Linked DNA regions of Homo sapiens: region 2 is linked to region 1. The links are chromatin loops, found by intact Hi-C in ENCODE. Cell type or tissue: endothelial cell of umbilical vein. All regions are shown on one strand.

Evidence for each region. A loop is a pair of places that touch in the nucleus more often than their neighbours do. Peaks named below come from ENCODE experiments on the same cell type or tissue, not always from the same donor. Only the 100,000 strongest peaks of a DNase experiment are listed, where the experiment ranks them.
Region 2: it touches region 1 in a loop (4-fold over the local background); 6 of 110 quality-filtered maps call a loop at or near these places.

What each region holds. Positions count from the first base shown.
Region 1 is chr18:64,332,797-64,335,296 of GRCh38, reverse strand. The region is part of intron 5 of LINC01924 (long intergenic non-protein coding RNA 1924); the gene reads right to left. Among named protein-coding and RNA genes, the nearest start is that of LINC01538, 74 kb to the right of the region's middle. In endothelial cell of umbilical vein, no CTCF peak of the experiment used is centred here; a DNase peak (open chromatin) is centred at 1,516; H3K27ac peaks cover 1,248 bases.
Region 2 is chr18:64,096,264-64,098,763 of GRCh38, reverse strand. It overlaps LINC00305 (long intergenic non-protein coding RNA 305), which reads left to right. Exons shown (of 7, transcript NR_190189.1): 5 at 124-187; 6 at 769-930. Among named protein-coding and RNA genes, the nearest start is that of LINC01924, 6.6 kb to the left of the region's middle. In endothelial cell of umbilical vein, no CTCF peak of the experiment used is centred here; no DNase peak of the experiment used is centred here.

The DNA.
Region 1 (2,500 bases):
TGTGGAGGTGTCTCCTTTCTAAACATTCTTATTTGAGAAGTCCTTGGTGGGCTGTCTGCCTACTCCTAACCATTAAATTTGCTAATAGGGGAGAGATGGGATGATTCAGAAACTAGGAGATATGGCATGGTTTAAATCCACCCTAAGTTATTATAGAATGAAAAGTTTAATCATCTGACAACTGTTAAAAAGTCTAAAAAGAGCTAGTGGCTGCTTTCCAAGTAAAATATTAGTGAAAATATATCCAGAGAAATGTTGGTCTAATGGAATTTCTTAATATTGATACCAAATAGTTCCAGGCCAAGAATGAAAGTCCCTGATGATGGAATAATGGGCGCCTGTACATCTGATCCCAATGAGTGGTGCTGATCTCACAGCTAGCCCATGTCCGTCTTCTAACCACTTCAGATAAGAAAGAACAGATGGGTGCTGGTGCTGGTGTGGTGACAGAATTCTCAGCTGGCCCCATATGGTACTGGGATGAACTTCCCATTGGAGAATGAGAATCAGTGGATTCTCAGATGATTTCTAAATCCATGCTTGATTCTAAAGGCTTGGCCAGATGTCTCTAAAAACCTGGCTTCAGATGACCATGAACCCTGCAGTTCTCTTTGGTAGGTTTCCCATAGCTTTCTTGGGTTCTGAGCTGATGAAGAGCAGTGCACCTGCCACTGCAGCCTCCTCTATCCCTGGGGGAAAATGCCCAGTAGAGTATGTTGAAAGAGGTTTCCTCTTTGCAGATTGTTAGAATCTATGGTCTATGGAAAGTGATTTTCTGTTGTTTAAAAAGAATTCTCAAATTCTAGAAGATAGAGATGTTATATTGTACAGTTTTGAACATTCTTAATTCCTGCCAGCTTTTAGTAGAATGTTCTGAAAAAGCAGATGTTGGACATGAATCCACGCTATGCATACCTATTTAACCCAATATCCAAGTTTTGGCAAACTCCAGGGAAATTTACCAAAACCAACCTGAAGTGAAATTAAGTAATAATAATATGGAGAAGACAGATTGCTATTCTAGATAATTTGAGAAAACAAATGAACTCTCTCAAGAAAAATTACCGGTCTTCTGAAAATGTAAGAGAGCTATTGTTTACAGTGCAGACATGACTTGTACTTTCAGAACAATCACAGTATGGGATTTCATCACCTAAACATAAGTGAGGGGCCCCTTAAAGGGTTCATCATCAATGCCAAAATTATGAGCCAAACTTCATACTTCCCTCCAAATTGTACAATTTTTACCCCGGCATTATTTGAGAGGAGTATTAATGTTTCTGTTCTCTATATTGTCTGATTAGCTCCCAAAGTGGCTCCAACCAAACCATCAGTTTTAATCAAAGACTTTTGCTTTAAAACAAATAAGAGCTCCATCATTTTCACATCTGACACCAAGACAAGAGGAGACAAGAAGGGGTGGTGTGGCTGCACAGCAAATCATATGTCTTAAATGTTTTCTGTCCATGTAACAAGGAAAACAGAGCGTAAAATAGTCATGAGTCACTGATGATATAAAACCCGGAAACACCCATTTCCTAGGAAAAAAGAAGCAATGAATTGCACATTATCTTGAATGTCTTTTTTGTTCATCCGCATAGGAAAATGCTTTTGAATGTGCCATTGTCAGTGATTGGCAGAGAATAATTATATTGTTCCTGTATAGTTTTGAAAGATTAAAAGGTAGATTAAAAAATAATTTAAAGGTAATAGTGTACATAGCTATTTCTCTTCAATTTGTGTAAATAGTCAGTCACCAAAATGGAAAAAAGAAAAAAGCTCTCTTTGATAATACACACTGTTAGGCAGAGTGTCTGTCATTTCAGCATAATCAGATGAACTTTTGTTTGCAAATTATAAATTATTCAGAAAGCTTCTTATTACAGTTATGTGGTTGTTTACTGTGGGAGGGAGGGGGAGCTCACTTCATTTTCCTGATGTACTCTCTAAAAATGGAGACAAAAATAAAGCATTTGGCACATTTAGTGGGAGTGGCTGTTTCAAGCTAAATACAAAAGGAAGACAAATGCAATAATTGGGCTGCATTTATGAAACCAAAATATAATTGCACTCAGGGATTTTGCGGCTATTTCTTCACGTGTGACTGGCTGTATAACAGACTCTTATATAGTATGCCCATAGACTCCGCACTTGGAGGCAGGGTCATTGTTCTTACTGAAGGTCACAATTCAGATCTGACAAGAACAAGTCCAGTGTCCAAAAGCAAACTGCCACTTCGAGAAGCAATCAAGCAGCTTCCACAGGGCTGATTGCCTCCAACTCCACCTCCGGGCATTTAACAAAGTGGCAGCCAGGTCTTGATTAATCAGCAGAGGCACTAATGAACCAGCCTTGCCGGAGGTTTCCTGCTCTCTCTGATTCCTAACTGCCTCTTTAGTGAATGACTTGGGGCCTCAAGTGAGCCTTACACAGACAGCCCCATTTCTGCCTGGGCACAGACTTTTGATGACAGAGGAGAAAGTCCCGCTAACTGGTGCAT
Region 2 (2,500 bases), 240 kb after region 1:
TTTAGATGAGCACTGATTCACACAGAAGAATGGGGGACTTTTACACTCCCAGGGTTACTCACTTTCATTGTGTTTTGCAGCATTCACTGAAAACAACAATTTATTTTCTTTTTTCACTTGCAGGATGGAAATTATCTGGTTCCACCCCTGGATATGATCAACCTTCATAGACTGTGCATTATACATGGTGAGTAACCATTTCAAATTCTTTCTTTAAAGTTACAAACCTAAGAAAAAAATTAACCCTATTTATAGAGTTTCTCATAATTTGTTTCCCAAATTAGAATGTTACTTATGAGTACATGAACTCACTTCAAATTTTCTACTTCTGTTTCAAGATGTAAAGCCACTAATTGAATGTGGAACTGGTGTGTGATCCATGCCAATTAAAAAAGAATTATCCTCCTTATTGTTGCATTCTGCACTCTAGGTTACACTTCTAACTGCCATGATTTTTATAATAACAGAACTCACTCCTGGGTCTTCATTTTCTGCCGTACCTATAAACACGGTCAGGTTTATGAATCGCTTACGAAGGCACTAGGAACTGAAATACTAGTTTTTAAAATCTGAATATTGACATAGAAAAAGGCTTCAGATTAGATGGATAGTTTCAACTTTTATATTTCTAGTATTATCTTTAATGGACAATGTTGGTCAGAGAACTTTGCCTCTGTACCTTTATTCAATAATACGTAATAAATCTTTAATTTTGTTGTTGGTTAGTTGTTGCCACCTTGCTCTCCACTCTCCTGTCCCTTATCTCAGTAGCCATCTCTGCGACCTGCAAAGATGAAAAGGGAAAGCAGGAGATGGAAACTGGTCAGCAGCCTTCTGGTTTATCAGCCACACTTACAAAGGTCAAATGTGCAAAGCGTCAGAAGACAGTGGTTAGAGTGAGATTCTACATGCTCTCAATGAAGAATAAAGGTAAGTTCAATATTTCATGAAACAAAAAGTTTTTTAAGTTATTATAAAGGAATGTTTCCATGGCTACTTTTTTATTAGTATTCAATATGAGGACTTGAAATAATATTACTTCTGATAATAGAGTGCTTAAAATTTTACTTTTTTTGCAATCTAAAAGCTCCCTCTTCTGACCACGCGGAGTAGTTCTTTATAGGCTCTTTTTAAGAATGTTCTTTATATTTTTTCTTTATTTTATATATATTCTACTTTAAAAACTTTCATAAGTCTTAATAATAAGAACAAGCAAATCTGAAATTATATAAAAGACACCTTGTGCTCAAACCTTGGACTGGAAACATAGCAATTACAAGTTTTACATTATTGTTTCCCTCCAAAGTTACAGTAAGTTGTATTTCTAAGACAATAAGAATCCATTGTCTTGAGTAGTAATTATAAGCTGCTTTTTGTGGCAAATATTGTGTTACTGAATCACCAGTGGTGGGGCAGACTCTTTGGTTTTTACAAAATAACATAATTGTATATAATATAAATCAAATACAGAAAATCTTGAAAATATACAAATAGATTTAATTCACAGCAATTAATTCAGCTATTAGCATCTTTAAAAATACATCTTTCATGGCTGCATAATATTCTACGATAAACACATATTACAACTTTCTTAAATAATCACATATGGATAGTTATATCCAGTTATAATGATGGAAATATCATTACACTAACATAACTTTATAAAGTCCCTTCCAGAAGCATTATGCAAACTTACAATTCTGTAGACTGTACATGAGTTCTCACCATGTCCTCCAGAATTCTTAGCATTTTAAATATTTACTAAATTTATTAATTTTTAAAATGCTATTTAAAAATTAAAGTTTTATTATAGTTATATAAAAATATTATTCCTCTAGTTATTTTGGCCATTATTATTATTATTGTACTTCTCTGTAAACTAACTTTGTGTTCATTAAACATTTTTCTAAGAAAGCATTCAAGATTTACTTGGGAATTTCAGTAGTTCCTCATATGTTCATTAAATATTTTATTATTGTGTTCTTTAACTTACTACGTTTTGTAATACAAAGAAGATTTTAATATGTCATATAGTCAAATCCACATTCCTGAATGGAAATATTTATTCCCATATTATATTCATTAATTTTTGGTATGATTGTTTATAGTTGGTGGTGTAATTCATCTAGAATTAACTTTGTTGTATACTGTAAAGATACAAATAGCATTACATTTTCCTGATAGTTAACGCTCGACATTTAATAAATAATTCATATTTATTCAATGGATTTTAATACCAACAGGATTATACACTATAAACTTCTGTATATGTACCTATTTCTGGTTTTACTATTTTCATTTATTGATTTCTCTATCTAGTCAGCTATGTTAAGCATTTTAACAGTCTAGTTAAGTCACTTTTTATTATCCCTGTTTTTCAAAATATTTTTGCTGTTTCGGACATTGATAATTTTACATTTTAGAACCATTTTGCCAAGTTTTTAAAAACTTCTAAGATTTTTAAGATTTTTGTTGGAATTGCATTAAATTTGGGAAAAAC